Regions from separate parts of the Mus musculus genome. Here region 1 is linked to region 2. Evidence: chromatin loops called from intact Hi-C (ENCODE). Cell type or tissue: left cerebral cortex. All regions are shown on one strand. Links, peaks and the distances in the headings refer to the core of each region. The heading gives the core; the rest is flanking DNA.

Region 1 (8,335 bases), core at 297-8,296, 150 kb after region 2:
CTGTCGCAGAACAGGGAGAGTTGGGTATACTGTGGAGCTGGGAGAGAATCCTTCCCCTCCCCCCCCAACCCCCCAGTTGGAGACTGACTTCCCTCAGGTAGCTAATTAAGAGCTCTGCCTGGGGCTTTGTATAACTCTGCTTCCTGCTGCTGAGAAGTCTGAGGCTTTATGAAGACAGATGCCATCAGCAGAGAGACCTGCCATTTGCAAATAGAGTTGGGCTATCTGTAGACTACCTTCGAGCTCATTTTAGCCTTTTCTATTGAAGGCCCATCTACTTGATGTTCAGGGAAGCTAGTAGGCAGATTCCAACAATGTGATGCCTGTCTAGGTCATGCTCTGTCTGTCTGCTCATGGGGGTTGAGACTGGGCTAGAATCATGCATCTGTTGGGATATCCATCCTTGGAAATCTGGACCCTTCTGGGACTCATAGGAGATCTTTCTTTCTACTTTCAACCCCTTGTGACCTGTCTCTTACTTCCAGGAGTGCAGACGGAATATTGGGAGACAGATCCCTCTGATTATCCAGTACTTCATCCTGAAAACATTTGGGGAGGAAATAGAGAAAACGATGCTTCAGCTTTTACAGGACACCAGTAAGTGCAGCTGGTTCCTGGAGGAGCAGAGTGACACCAGAGAGAAGAAGAAGTTCCTGAAGAGGCGGCTTTTAAGGCTGGATGAGGCTCGGCAGAAGCTTGCCAAATTCTCCGATTAACCAGGCTAGCTATGTGGCTTTCCTGGTCGCTGTGCAATGATCCTTTAGCTGCTAACCTTATGTCAGAACGTTGCCTTTAGACTGTGGAAGCAAGCAAGCCCTTTGTAAACTCTGAGGAGATGAGGAGAGAGGAGCTATGGAGAGTCATTCTACTTCAGCAGGAAGACATGACCCTCTCAAAGCCTAGGAGGATGGCACCTCTCAGGATCCTGCTCCTGTCTTTTCTTTGTCAGGAGGATGTACTGGCTGAGCACCTCAGAAGGGTCGGCTTCTGGTTTTGTACTGTCCTGTCTGGAAGCAGTGCGAGAGGTGCCACAGGGTCCTGGTAGGACAGCTCTTCGTAGGCATACATTTTTTTTTGCAAAAATTTTAACAAGGATTCCACCTCTCTTTTAGCCCACCACCCATCAGAGGTAGTGGAAGAGAAAAGTTATTAGGCTATGGAGGAAGTGGACCTGTTCAGCAATAGTTCTTTGGGGGCAAGCTCAGTCTTCCTTGGCAGCAGTTCAGTCCCATAACAAACACCAAGTATGACTCAGCAGCTGCAGACCAGTCCTCTAGGCAGGCAGACACCACATACAACCAGCAGCTATAGTCCAGTCCTTTCCACAGGCAGAAACCAAGAATGAATCAGCAGCTGAAGTTCAATCTTGATGAAAGCTTGCCATCTAGCCTGAGGTGAGGCTGCAGAAGCAACAAACTGCTGCAGGAACCTCACAAGTAGTTCTTAGGTGAGTTTCTCTCAATGTCAGTGTTACCACAAGTGGAGCTCAACCATGCTATGTAAGGCAAACCATTCCATGCATGTTGATAGTAAAGAATAGCTAGACAGAGCAAACCAAGCCAAGGCTCCGTTGCTCATCTCCAACTGTTTGTGAGGTCATATTTATACTCCTTCATCATGGGTCCTTTCATGTATTTGCAATGTCATATGAAAGCATCCTTTCAGCTGTGTCTGCTTCAGGGAAACATTCTTTCATGTGTTTGCTTCAGCAAGACATCATTTCACCTGTGTACCCCAGCAAAACATCATTTGATATAACTAACTTTCCAAGGAAACTGGACGTTTCCACTTTAGCGCTTCCAATAAAATTCTTGCTAAGTGACACTTGCATGATTTTTCTTTTATTTGCGGGAGGGGCTGAACCCCACAAGAAGGGGAACAGGTAGGGGCAGAGGAAGGTGCACTGAGTCCACCCTTCCTGATAGGGGAGGTAGAACAAGGAGATAGATCAAGTGTTTCCAAGGGACTACAGGGTAGTCAGTGTGAACAGACAAAATAGTGGTGATACTCATCTGTTCTTAGCTACCAGTATAGGCTGAGAATCCATAAAGAAATGTTAAATGTCCTATTTAAGCAGAACACATATGCTGACAGATGCCAAGAACAGCCACTTTGGGTTCTCCTATGTGAAAAACCAGGTCCATCTTTCCTGTCCAAGTTCCCAGGACAACAGGGTACCACTTTTAAGGTAGCATCTCTGACATCATGAAGTAGTATGAACTTTGGGAAGAAGCTTATGAGCATAGATGCTGGGCTTAGTCTTGGGCTGCCTAAAGATGTAGAACCCAATAGAGAGGTCAATGTGGTGGGCCTCAAGGACTCTGTGGGAGGGGAAGGCCAGGTGAGGCCCTTCTAGGAGTCATGTGAAAGTTGGGTCCCCAGAGGAGCAGTCAAGACAGGGACATGTCACTCTCAGCTTCCATAGCACCTCACATCAGCCCAACCTGGTAAGCAGCCCTGACATTCTCAAATTAATAGGGAGCTCCAATGTGGCCCTGTGCTAGGATTAAACACATTAGTGATTAAGAATCACCCATAATGCATTTGTGTCACATTAAGGAAAGAAAAGCCCTTCCCCCTAGAGTCATTTAACAGAGAGCAAGTCCTGATTGAAATTCTTCACCTCATGATTCCCATGTCTTCTGTCTTCTGTCTGTCCGTTTTGGGAGTATGATTCTGTCCTGCCTTTAGACTGCCTTGTGAATCTGTCTTTATGTCTGTGTGCCTGCCACTGATAAAGGACTTGCCTTTGTATTTATCGAACAGCACAAAAAACATCATATGTTGAAGGAATAAGATGCTGGTTTACAGAAATCTTTAACAGAGTTTTACAAGGGACCAAGTTACAGGCTCTGATCTGCTCCAAACAATCCCAACTGACCCAGACAACAAATAGTACTACAACATCATTGTTTATCAACCAATACCAATAAATGCTTATTCATTTTAGAAGGCCTCTGTATTTTCTGTTTTCAGCAAATGATACATATCTAGTTCTAGGTCAGGGCCATTGAAAAACACAATTTAAGATTATGTAACTGTGCTGTCACTAATCTGAAGGGTCAGACTCCCTCCCCCCCCCCCCAGCCAGTGTGCACCTGAGCTGCAAAGAAAAACCCTAAAACACAACCAGCTCAAACTGTGTGTCAAGGCAGGGCACAGTCTATGTGTGGTTCTCCTGGAAGTCCTACCTAGTTTCTCTGCTCCTCGGCAGGTTGGCAGGCTGTCTGAGGTTACACTTGTCTGAAGAAGATGGAATTAGCCAGACCTTTGTTGTATGGCAGCTTATAGCTCTTGTAACCTCTTATAGCAAGACTCCATGTTGGCCTCTTCCCTATAGCCATGGTCACTAAAGCAGCACACCATGGCAGGAGCCAAGTGATGGCAATGTAATATAAGTATTACACTCCACAGAGAGGATCAGGAGACCCTCACCGGGGACTCTAGCTATGTCTCCCTTCCCCAGCTACAAGTGGCCTTGGAAGACACTAGCGTCGCTACTTAGTGAAAGGGTCTTCACGATGTAGCTTCTCTGAGACTGCAATTTGTGATGGGGTTGGATTTTGAGGTGCTGCTGCTGTCTGGGGGTCACCCACATTCCTGGGACTCACTCACTTGTGTTCTGTAAGCAAGCCCGATGGACTCACTGGCTTTACAAGATGGACACTGATGTAACTGTACTTTTGTCTCCAGTGATTCTCCGAGATCAGTAGGACTTCTAGTCTGAAGCTCAGATAGGCTGACTACATTTTGTTCATTGACATACAGTTTGTATATGTTAGACTGGAAACCTTCATCTTTATGTTCTATGTCACAGTCACAGGCTGAGGTCTTGGCCTGTGTGATCCGTCCCACAAAACCAAGCTTAATGACTCTGCACACATCCTTTCCTGAAGGAGTCAGTCCATCTTCTTTGTGCTCCTACCCCCCACCTCAGGGATTAGAAGCATTTTCATGGTGTGAATTTAGAGTTGCTTTGAAGAAGAAATATCTCAGCCCACAGTCTGTCAGTCCCTTTCCTTTACTGTTGAACATCCTGAACATTTTACTTGTTGTGGTTTGGTGCTATTAAATTAAAAACAAAACAAAACAACACCCCCCCAGCCCCCAAAACCTCTTTGATTTTCCATTTCAGTCACATAAGAGCAACTGCACGGGGTTAGGATGATAGATCTAGTAATGAGACAAACTTTAAAATAAATGTGTGTGTTTTTGTGTGTGTGTGTGTTTCTGTGTATGTCTGTTTAGGTCTGTATTGTATAGGTTGAAGAACAACCTAGGGTGTCAATCCTTAGGTGCCTTCTACCTTTTGAGTAGGATCTCTCACTGGCCTGAAACTTTTCCACGTAGCCCTGCCACCTAATCCTTAGGCGCCAAGAGCAGTCTTGTCTCTGCCTTCTGTCTTAGTCGCAGGGAAAGCTGACAAGCCTGGCTTTGTGTGTGGGTTCTGTGTATTTGAACTCAGGTCCCCGAGCTTGCATCACAGATCCATCTCTCCAGTCCTACAAAATGGTGGTTTTGTTTGTCTGTTTTATTTTGCTTTTAATATGGACCATACTTCTGAGAGTGAGAACCTAGACACATTAAGGCATCCTTCTGCGGCGCCCTCAGTTTTCTTTCTAGCATGACAGTTAAGCACACACGCACATAGAGAATTTGAAGATAAAACGTAATCTGGAAACCTGAAACAGTCTGGGCGAGACCTGTAAGCAGTGGAGTGGAAGGATAGGCCTTTGATAAACCGGCCTGAGAAAGCGACCCACGTTTACAGTCTCCAAGGACAGGTCTGTCCACAAAGCTTCTCAACAGCTCCGCCTAGTGTCAGATATGTGAAATCACACCTGCAAAGACACCCACAAATAGGGATGGCAAAATGTAATTCACTTGGGACTGTGGTTTCCAAAACAAAACCAATGGGAAGTGTCTCCCTGGTGATCAGAGAGTGGCAACCTGGGTGTTTACCCACTCACTGCTGCCTCCTCCTAATGAAGGTTTTGCTAGTATTTTGAGACAGGGCCACACGAGTAGCCTAGTCGGCCAGGAACTCACAATCCTCCTGTCCCAGTCACTGCCCCCACTCCCAACTCTCACCATCCCCGTTCTGAGTATGGGAACATACCACTGTACCAGCTCAAATGGTGTCTGAATGCTTTGAGAATTTTTTCATTTCCTCCCGTCGGGGTACTGTTAATAGGGGTGTACAGTCATGGAAGAGCCTACATTGCGTGTCTCCTTGTCACATATAAGGTATTGATGTCTCTGTGTGGGGGCAGCTGTGCTTTCTGTCTCTCTGTGGCCACAGTTCAATTTTAGGTATCTTTCTCTGTTGCTCTCCACCTTACTTTTTGAGACAGAGTCTCTTACCAAACTTGGAGTTCTCTCTTCCAAGCTAAACAGGCCGACCAGGGAGCACAGGGAATCCACTTATCTGTATTCCCACCTTCCCCCAGCCCTGGTGTGGTTTGGTTTTACATGGGCCCTAGAGATCTGAACTCAGTCCTCATGTTTTCATAGTGAGTACTTCACCCACTGGGCCATCTCCCTAGTCACTAAAGAACCCATTTTTAAAAATGAAATTACAGTTCTCAGACAGGTGTTGTTTGGTTTACTGAGTATTTCAGCCGGACCACTAAGCCACATTCTTACCACACACATGGTTATGCATCAGGTTCTGAGGCGTAGCTGCAGGATTGCTTCCGAGATAACTGAGCTGAGCTAAGCGCCACACCAGGGCAAACACTGGGGCTGTGCATCATTGAGTAGTGCCTGGTAGCTGGTTCTCAGGTTCTAGACCATTGAATATGGGCCCTCCATCCACTCACTTAGCTTTGATAGTTTCTAGAAACCTGCATGTTCGGTGACCTGCAGGAATTCCAGAGTTGAGACCCACGAGGCATGAGGTTAAAGAAACAGTTCTGAACCCAAGTAGGAAGTGTTATTTATTCATACTGAGTCAGACATCTCGCTTCTTTTCAGTGGTATATATCTTAGCAGGGTGGACAAGTACAAAAATAAGATTATTCTAGAAAACTCCAGGTTGGAGGGCCTAGCAACCATGTGGCCATTTGTGAGGAGCTACTCTGTGGCACGAATGCCTCTCTGTTTTGCACAGTATTCTAATCACAATTTGATTTGAAATCAGTTCAGTGCCCTGGAAATGGAGGGAGATTCCCCCAAGAAAACATTAACCAGTTAGAAGCATCTTCAGAAATACAATTGCCACTCAAGAACCCTGTAGAAAAAAAAAAAAAACAAAAAAACAAAAATACACTGTATAAAACACTACTTTCTGCCTCTTTTAGAATTCAGTAGATGGCTTGGATCATTTATTTATTTGTGTATTTACTTACTCACCATCAAGGTCTTATCATGTAATTCTGGGTGGTATGGAACTGTGTACAGAAGGCATTGTAGAGATCTACATCTGCCTTCCAAGTGCTGGGATTAAAAGCATGTGCCACTATGCCTGGTGCATGGCTTAGAGCTCTCCCAGCAGAACCGAAACCTTACATGCCTGAGAAGCAGGAGACATGAGTAGCCCTTTCAGTGCCTAGAGGAGAGCATCTTAAACCTTAAGGGTACTCAAGTGTGTAGATGAACAGAGGCAGTAGGAAACAAGCTGTTTTACACTCCAAACTTCAGCTTTTACTTGCACGTGAGAACCCCACCTACGCTGTGGGTCTGGACTGAGTCATCGCTAAAGAGACCAGCCTTCAGCTCCTCACTGGTAAGAATGCATGATCCTGCAGCAAAGGAGGAATTGATGAGGCAGCATTTTATACTCCGGGGGCCAAAGGACAAGAGTTCGCAAAGCTACGAAGACATTTCCCTTCCTCACGTCCTCCCACCTTCCTTTTCGTATTAGGGTTTTGTGAATGCTAGGCAAGAACTATACAAGTGAACTTCACTCCTAACCCCAAGAAATTGTACTTCTTGTGATTTTTACTACGGATTAATAAAGCCTTAACTAGCTATGTTTTTTGTTTTGTTTTTTAATCTCAGAAGGAGATTACCCAATGCTCTCTTAACACTTCATTCTTCATTCAGCAGAACCCATCCTGACAACGTGGAGCCCCTGTGAGAGTTTTCTTCCCCTGATAGGATGCCACAGCTTTACTTATCTCAGAAGGTTCTAGTAGTGTCCACACAGAACAAGGAGCAGCAGAAATCAGCAAGCCAGGTCCCACTCAGATCTGTGCATCTGTTACAAATACAAACTATCTAATTTCCACCCCACCAGAGAAGACACAGCAGTGTTAAATCAGGTAGGGCTGCACAGAAAGCGCAGGTGTCAGTGGTCTCTTTTTACAGACACCAATGTGATTCACAGCTGTGCTTAGCTTAAGAGAGGGCTGATTGTGCCTCTACCAGCTGTAATTATGAAGCATATGGGTAAAAATTCATATTGGCTGTGTGCTCTACTCTGATGAGTGAGGGACATGCCATGTGCTACAGCTTATCTCACACAAACATTTCTCCAGTTGTAAATGGGGGTGTGTGCGTCTGGCACTTTCCTGACACTGACTATTCCTTAATAAATGATTTAATATCATACACTTCTGGTTGTCACTGGGATGCAAATGTTACCCAAGGTTTGATCAAAAAACAAAACAAAACAAACAAGCAAACAAAACACTACAAGTCCTAATAGGGATTTGAACTTACAGTCTAGCCTTCATCTACTATCTTCTCCTTAAGAATAAAAATAATAGGGCACAGTTAAATTTAGAAACATAGGGCATCTGGGTGTGACATCTGATACTAAATCCATAGGAAGCTTGTGTGGTGGGAGGGAGGAAAAATCACTGTCCTTTGAATTTGATATTATGAGTACTCACTCGCCCACTCCTAATGAACTCCTCATTCGTGGGCTTTGTAGACACATGGGTGCCACCAGGAGGCTCAGTTTGGTTTTCAAAATCTTTAGCAACATGACAATTGCTTCAGTTTACTCTCTGACCCAGTGCAGTCAACCAGACTATAATTCAGATGCCTGATTCTGAATGAGACTGGGTACTTATGGACCCTAAGACCCATGAGACCCACTTCTACAGGAAGATCAGAGCCACTGAAGACAGGGCAGAGATTTGAGGCTGACAACAGGGTGGGTAAGTGGTCCAACAAGGCTGGTTATCATGGGACTGTCCAGCTCTGGCTGTCAATAGTCCTTCCTGGGTACACAGTCCCCAAAAGAAACTTGGCCAAGTCAGTGTGGCCCAAGTAACTTTCCCTTGCCCAGTGAACTCCCCAGCACATAGCCTTGAACCTGCAGCCTCAGACCCGGGTCCTGCTCCTGAACTCAAGGAATTCTGGTCTTACTGGAATAGGCATCTTC
Region 2 (8,335 bases), core at 219-8,218:
TTCAGACCTCAAGGCTCAGGGGGTGATTTAGAGGAGGAACCAGAGAATGCGACTCTAACTGTGTGACTTTTGACCCCAAACTTGTATGTATGTTTTCTACAGAATCTTAGTTATCGGTCACCTTTTCTTTATTTCAAAGAACAAATAATGAAAAAAAAAAAATGGTCCAGGAAACCAAAGCTAATGAAACACAGATAGTTGAGCGTTCTAGTTAGTGCAGAAACAAGAGTCTAGTCATGTTAAGCAAGTTGCTGTGATGACAGAGTGATTGGCAATCTGCTGGCTCTCTCCCTGTTTTCTGTGAACAATGCTAACTTTCCAAACCTTTAGAGTGAGTGAGAGCTGTAACTGATTTATCTCCTTTCCCATTGTTTAGGGGTCACCTCCAGGAATCGGACCTTGCTATGAGAACCACGGGTATCAGTCTGAGCACATCTGTCCTCCGAGACCACCAGTGGCTCCCAATGGCTACAACTTGTATCCAGCCCAGTACTACCCATCTCCAGTGCCTCAGTATGCTCCGAGGATTACAACGCAAGCCTCAACATCTGTCATCCACACACATCCCAAGTCCTCAGGAGCACTGTGCACCTCAAGTAAGACTCCTTAGCATTGTATCACAAGGGACTACAGCTTCTGGATCTGCCTTCTCTTGTGGTCTCTTATTTCTCCTACCTTGTCAATAACACTGCACTGCCAACAGGGCCAATCTTGTCTTACCTGCCTTCCACATTGGCTGGTCAGAGCCATGGGCTCTGCCTCATCTCTCTTTGGCAGGGAGAGACCTTCCTCTCCCCTTGGCCTTTGGTGCAGCACCACTGTGTGCTTGCCCAGTTCAGCTGGACTGTTAGGGCATGGTTTCTCAGTCCCTTCTTGCCTCTGTGCTTATGGATGTGTTGTCTTGAATCAACAGTAAGCACTCAAGGTTGGGAGTGAACTGTCTTAGATGTTATTGATGTGCTCAGAACACAGAGGGCTCAGGGTTAAGATACCTCCTGTGACTAGCCAGAGATCTGTTGGAGCTCTCACCTCTGCCAGTTCTTGCCCTAGAAGAAGAAGGGTCTTCCCCACAAGGGGGATTTCTCCCATTCCAGGGCCTGCCCATATACTTTCTAGGGGAGCCAGGCTGCCTCTCCACGGCAAAATTACTCTCCCAGCCCTGGATGTATCATGTCTTCCCCATAGCCCCTTACCCCCCCCCCCCCCATAGCCCCAGAACAGTGCTGAAGGTTGAATATGAAAGCCGAATCTCTTTGCCCTCTCCTGTGGCCCTTTCATTTGATGATTATTCTCACCATTAGATTCCTTACCTCTTATGTCCCTCTACCTTTTAATTCTGGCTGTTCTCAGTGTTGCCTCTCTGGTGTCAAGGACACCAGGGACTCTATTGATAAGCTACTTTATATATTTATTTTTTAAAACTGAGCTTGTTTGTATTACATATGTGCCAGTGCCTATGGAGGCCAGAAGGTGTTGGATCCTCTAGAGCTGGAGTCCAAGGTATTTTCGGTGGTTGTAAACACTCAACATGAATGCTAGGAACCAAATTCGGATCCTCTGGAAGAGCAGTAGATGTTCCTAACTGATGGCTATTTCTCCAGCTCCACACCAGCTTTCTAGCAGAGTTGCTGCTTTATGAGATGAGCACCTGTCTGTGTGTTTCATGTATCGTTCAAGGTTGATACAAAAGTGAATCCTGTGGGCCACCCATACTTCATCAGCAGTCATGTGATAGACCTTAGGCCTCAGGAATCTGTTTGTCCCACTTGGACATTCCTGGCTTTCCTGCTGTCCCTCTCTACATCTGAGTGGCTCTTCTGTTCTTTGCTCTGATCCACCTCTAGTCACTTGCTTTCTTTCCTGTCTGCATGAACTATTTCATCTTAGCCCAGCTGAGGTGCAGAAGACCTGGCCTTTCCTTGCCATGCTGGCTGGAAGAAAGTCAGGGCAAGGAACTGTTAGTTATCAGAAGCCAAAGAGCCCCATGTAAGGCTGCACCTCCAAAAAGACTGTCCTGCCTTCAGTGGTCAGCCCAGAAGGCAGAAGCATCCCGGTGTACCCTACTGAATACTTTTGCACTCCCAGGGAGTAATCAGGAAGTGACAGATGGGGGGTGGGACATCTTAGTTTTCTGTCAATTGCCTATAAATAGGGAGGATAAACACTGAGGTGCGATTTTCCATTATAAACCTGCATTGTAAAATCTCTGGCTGTGCTTTGATAAAATCACTATCTGATAGTTATCCATTCAGACTACAGTCTTGGGCTTCCCACCATTAGCCTACCAGAAGTACAGAATGACCCCCTTGTCCCAAGAACCGGAAAGTATTTTAGTAATTTTATTTTACTATTTTTCACTCACTTTGACAATGTTTTTAAAATCACAGTACTGGGTTAACTGTAGTAAAGAGCATTAGCTGTTCTCACAGAGCATCTGAATTCCTCTACAACTCCAACGGGAGGGAATCCAATGTTATCTTCTGGCCTCTGAGGTGTACACACACACACACACACACACACACACACACAGAGCGAGAGAGGGAGAGAGAGAGAGAGAGAGAGAGAGAGGAAAAAGAAAAAAAGAACATGTTATTGCTATTAAGGCATCAAAAACTACATCTTTGTCAGAATGACATTAAGCTCTGAACCTGTGTCCTACATTATGTTGGTAGCACAACTTTAAATGTTGGGAGTATAAGGACATTCTGCTTTGGATCCATCTGTTTGCTTTAACAACTGTCATGGAACTTACCCATTTGAGTGGCAGTGAATGCACCTGCAAGAGCCTTTGAAGATCAAAGTCAACAGTCCTGTGATGCAGAGATGCCATAGGGCTGAGTCAACAGGCTCTGTTGGGAAGGATAGATATAAATGAACAATGGTGCAGGACTGAACCTTGCAAGTCTATGCTGTGCAGACTGTAGCTGGTGACAAATGCCTGTTCAGAGGTGAAATGGGGGTTTCTTGCTGCACACATGGTCCTGAGTGAACCAGCCAGACTGTGACTCTGCACATGCCCCAACAAGAGGTGAAGGACACCTGATTTAATCTCCCTTACTCACCAGCCAAGTTACTGATTCAGTGTTTGTTTTTTTCCCGCTGAGCTAGGTTCCTGAACATGCTAGGCAAATGTTTACCACTGAGCCACATGGGCAGTTTTAAGCGAGTCATTTTATCTCAGGTACAATGGCATGCAGATAAGTTGCCCAAAGAGGAAAATGTACTTGGTAGTTCATCAGGTGAGCCATAAGGAATTTCTCTTGTGGGTTTCTTGGTGGCTCCACCCTGGTGCCTGAAGGCACCGTCACCCCTCACTGCATTTTGATAAAATCACTGCCTTGTGAGGTTTTCAGACCCAGGCCTCCCCTATGAGGCTGCTGAGAGTTCAGGTTGCCTGCTTTAGCATAGGAGCACAATCCCTGTTGATGGGGATGAGGACCAATCCCCAGGCATTTTTTTTTTATACCATTAGCAGGACGTAGGAACCAGGTGAAAGCAAGTCTTTCAGTCCTAAGCAGGTCAGCTTGGGTCACTTGGCTCCAGAGCCCAACCCCAGCCTGCCTTTCCAACTTCTGGAAGCACAGTGACACTGCAGCTGGGGTCTCCAGACCTGAAGGCTCTTTCTAGCCTGGGAGTGTCCATTTTAATGATATTTCCTATGCTCTGTATTCTATCTCTCAGCCTTTCTTCCAAGAAAAGATCCAGGGACCCCACCCCTTACCCCCTGCTAGAACTTCATCTGGAGAGGGAGTTGCTGGGAATGACCAGCCCCTCACTGTGAAGATGCCAAATTTTAGACTCCCCAGGGCCCCTTCTCTGAAATCAGGCCTTTTCTTTAAACCTTGATACTTTTGGCTGAAACCACTGTCCAGCAGTGCTACCCCTGTTTGCTATGGATAGAAGAAATCAGTTAGGTATTGGAAATCATTCTCTAAATTATTTTATTCTTAGCTGAAATTTTTTATTCTTTCTTTATGAGTGCTTGCACATACATAATGTGCACCAAGTGCATGTAGTACCCACAGGGGCCAGCAGAGGGCACTGGATCCCTTGGAACTGGAGCCAAGGTTAGTTGTGAGTCACCGAGTATGTGACTTGTGCAAGGGCAACTTAACTACTGAGCCATATCTCTGAACAAAGAGTTCCTTCTTTGTTTTTTGTTTGTTTGCTCATTGCTATATCTCTGAACAAAGAGTTCCTTCTTTGTTTTTTGCTTGTTTGCTCATTTTAAACATTTATTTATTTGTGTACCACAGAGTGTGTAGAGGTTAGAGTAGTCTGTTGGATTCAGCCCTGTCCTTCTACCATGTAGGTTCTGGGGACAACTTAGGTCATCAGGCTTGGCAGTAAGTGCCTTTATCTGCCAAACCATTGTAAACCCCACTGTGGCAGGCTGAGTGATTCAATTTATACACTTTAGTTTAATTCCACTTAATTGTAATTACTGAAAGAAAGTGTCAATAGCAGTAAATGGCTAGTGGCTGTCAAATACCACAGGGTTCTTTCAGCAGCCATGGGATGTAGAGAGAATCTCTGAAGCATCACCGGTCAATAAAAAACTGACGGCCAATGAGCTGTAGCAGGAACTAGAAGGTGGGACATCTGGTAGGGAGAGAGAGAGAGAGGAATTATGGGAACTAGTCAGATGGGGGAGATTTGCCTCTAATTCTGGAGGAGACAGCTGTATAAACCTGAGGAGAGGTAACTTACCATGTGGAAGACATAGAATAGAATCAATAGGGTAATTGAGTTATAGCTAGTTGGGGAGCAAGATGAAGCTTATGGCCTAAGCATTTATTCATAAATAATTTGTCTTGGAGTGGTTATTTCTGGGAACAAAGTGGCCAGGAGGAAAAGCCCAAAGTTACTAGGGGAAGGATAGGTGCTCTACCTGAAGCCCCTGGCACCCCCATGATGTGTTGGGGGACAGTATTATATGATTTGTACTTGCAGTTGCTGACACCAGGCAGCTCTCCTTTTCGATCTGGGTGTTTGTTTGTTTGTTTTTTGTGAGCATTGGCCCATTTTCAAACCCTCCCTAAGGTGATGTTTTAAGAGCTTAGTGTTCTTGGATTTCATTTCAAATTGGAGCTTCAGCTTCCATTTCCCCCAAGCACATATTTTCATGCTGCAGAAGCCTTGAGACTCCCAAGTGGCGCCCTTAACGTTCAAGCTAACATTTGCATGTGTGTGGCAATACTGTTGCATAGGGTGGTTGTGTAGCTCAGTGGTAGAACACTTGCCTAGCATGAGTGAGACACTGGGTTTGATCCTTAGCAGCACGAAAGCAAATGAATTAAATAGGTGCCTTTTCTTCCCTAATGTGGCAAATAAATGGACCCACACACAGTCAGTCAGTCGCTAAACTAGGACTTCTGGCTGCATGACAATGTGAATGAGTGCTCATAAAATCATTCGGCTTCTCAGGCTCAGTGTGGTGTTCCATGAGGAGCATGCAGAATCCAGCACCTTATTGTAAATAGGTGTCTAACTGGGTGTTTTCCCCAGCCTTAGGTAATGCAAGAGTTCTGAGCAAGTTTAAAGGTGCCCAGGTTAAGCTGGCCTTGTTGCTATGTGTAGCAAGTGAACTTTGGACTTGGACTTCTGAGATTTTCCCCTTTTGCTTCTCCTCCTCCTCTTTGTTGTATTCCAGGCTGGCCTTAAACTCTTGCCCGTGTCCTCACCTCCTGAGTACTGGGGTTAGAGGCAGGCATATGCAATCATGCCCAGCCTGACATGTGGTATTTTCAAGTCAAAATGACTCTAAGCATGGCAGAAGGACCATCTTCCTACAGCACTGACCTGAGCACCCCTCTCTTCCGCAGAGTCTAAGAAATCGCTGTGTTTAGCCCTCGCCCTGGGCACTGTCCTCACGGGAGCTGCTGTGGCTGCTGTCTTGCTTTGGAGGTTCTGTAAGTTTGGGGCTGGACTGTGTGCATGGCCGTGACTGTGACCTTCTCCCCAGGCTGGAGGAGCCACCTGATGCCTCCCAGATTGGTTTCCATTGAGGGCAAGGCTGCCTTTTCCTCCCTTTTCTCCATGCACCTATTGCTGTATAAACAGTGTATGTATTCTTGCTTCCACAAATCTGTAGCTTGTGGGAGTCTTAAACTAGTTCTCTCATTCAAGTAGCAACAAGGTTGTACCCTGCTGTTCATTTCCTCCAACAAGGTCACACCTATTCCAACAAGGCCACACCTCCTAATAGTGCCATTTTCCAAGAGCCAAACTTATTCAAAGCGCTACATGTAGCAATGGCATGTCCTTTCCTTGTGAGGAGGTGGTTTTTCCTGTTCACTGGACTTGAGGGTGAATGACAAGACTCCTAAGGGCTCTGCAGTTCCTTGGATGCTCAGCCTGATGAGTTTTCCTCCCTTTCTCCCAATACAATGCCAGGGGACAGCAACTGTTCTACGTCTGAGATGGAGTGTGGGTCTTCAGGCACATGCATCAGCTCTTCTCTCTGGTGTGACGGGGTAGCACATTGTCCCAACGGAGAAGATGAGAACCGTTGTGGTGAGTTATCCCTGGCCCTGGAAGCACTGATCTCTTAACATCTGCCACAAAGTGGCAGTTGGAGACAGCCAGGCACGGTGCTGAGCCCAGGCTCAGGATTGTGGTTTTGGCCCTGCAGCATACACAGTGATGGGCTCAGTAACTCAAACACACATGTTCCCAACTGCCTTTGGATGACAGTTAAAACAAGCAGGCTGTTGAAAATAAGTTAGGGTGCACTATGCTGGGTTTTTTTATTTTTTTATTTTTTGGTTTTTCAAGTCAGGGTTTCTCTGTATAGCCCTGGCTGTCCTGGAACTCACTTTGTAGACCAGGCTGGCCTTAAACTCAGTAATCCGCCTGCCTCTGCCTCCTGAGTGCTGGGATTGAAGGCATGAGCCACCACTGCACTATGCTGTTTTTAAAATGAGTGTCTTTAAGATTGTGCCCAGTGTGACAGCAGTGAACAAGTATATTTGACCCGTCCAGCAGGTCCAGTTATTGGAGGGTCTCAAGGGGACCTTCTCCTAAGAACCAAATTGGGGGGGGGGGGGAGAGAAAAGATGGACACCAAGTACGAGGAAGGACATGGAACCATTCTGAATAACATCAAGGTGTCACTGTGTTAGCAAGGCTCAAGGCTTAAATGCACAAGCAAAAGGGGACGTACTTCTCAGCAGGAGGAATGGGGCAGCGGAAATTTTTCTTTTGGCGACTACTCGGGGAAGCAGGAACTTGGTGGTATCAGGGTGCATCTTGAGGTCAGGACATCCAGTGCTGACTTAGGGCTGGAACCATCTGTGGTTGTTCTCGGAGTGGTGCATAGGTGGCCCACTTTTGACCCCCTTTTCTTCTCGGGGGGAGAGGCCCAATTCAGAGATCAGGACAATTGTGTTGTCTTAATAGCTCCCAACATCTCCCCCGTTTTAATATTTTTATAAAGGCATATTGTATAATAAATTTGTAGCCACGTTTTTAACGACCACCTAAACGTCTGTTTGCTCACCGGGTGATTCTCTAAAACCACGAAGGACACAAAGACAAGTCATCTATGAGGCTTGAATTAACGGTTTCAGTCTGTTGGGTATAACCTGGGCTAGCCAAGGGATTTAGGAACAAAGCAAGCTCCGTGGGTAGAGGTAGAGGTCTGATCCCCAGTGTGCAATGTTAGGGGCCATGTACAGGATTGACTCTCAGGCCCACAGATTTTTACCCAGAGTAACCCTGACCTGCTCCCATGCCGTTTTTCCTGGGAGAAGGACCCTAGGGCACTCAACCTTCATGCAATCAGACATGCCTCTCAGAGACGTCTAACAGCTTCCAGACTAATCTCTGTGCAGTGCTTTAGCCTTACAACTCTCACGGGCGATGGCTTCAAGTTCCAATTTTTCGATGTGTCTGTCTTGGGATGACTGTTTATTTTCCAATGTGGCGAGAATGTATATTACCATGTCGGAAGCACAGACTACGGCAATCTATAAATGATTCGTGGCATGAGACTGATGGCCGAATTTAGGGGGAGGGGAATGATCTTACTTAAGCATTTTATGGAAATTGAGTCTCTCTCCCCGAGACGAGGGTGATGAAGTGGTATCCACGTCTTACTCTTCTCCAGTAACCTGCTTGTTATCGCCAACGTCCAGCCAATAGTAATGAACTGAAACAGATGCGCTTGAAAGAGATGAATCAATTTGAGATTTAACAAATCGGGTCAATTTCTGAAATGCCCAAGGACCAAAAGAAATCAATAATAGGAGTCCCAATAGGGGCCCCAAAAGGGAGGGCAATAGGTCGAAAGCCAGGGGGAGGTTGAAAACCAATTTTGGTACCATGACTCTTG

What was found. Peaks named below come from ENCODE experiments on the same cell type or tissue, not always from the same donor. Only the 100,000 strongest peaks of a DNase experiment are listed, where the experiment ranks them.
Region 1: a loop joins it to region 2, with 2.8 times the contacts of the local background. A loop is called at or near these places in 16 of 42 quality-filtered maps.

What each region holds. Positions count from the first base shown.
Region 1 is chr16:97,440,523-97,448,857 of GRCm38, reverse strand. Bace2 (beta-site APP-cleaving enzyme 2) reads right to left here. Exons shown (of 9, transcript NM_019517.5): 9 at 5,922-8,335. It also overlaps the pseudogene Mx1. Among named protein-coding and RNA genes, the nearest start is that of Fam3b, 60 kb to the left of the region's middle. In left cerebral cortex, for the core only: a CTCF peak has its summit at 4,830; DNase peaks (open chromatin) are centred at 1,324, 4,791, 6,672 and 7,341.
Region 2 is chr16:97,589,001-97,597,335 of GRCm38, reverse strand. Tmprss2 (transmembrane protease, serine 2) reads left to right here. Exons shown (of 14, transcript NM_015775.2): 3 at 377-596; 4 at 5,826-5,912; 5 at 6,397-6,516. Among named protein-coding and RNA genes, the nearest start is that of Tmprss2, 18 kb to the left of the region's middle. In left cerebral cortex, for the core only: a CTCF peak has its summit at 4,018 (motif pointing right); a DNase peak (open chromatin) is centred at 4,032.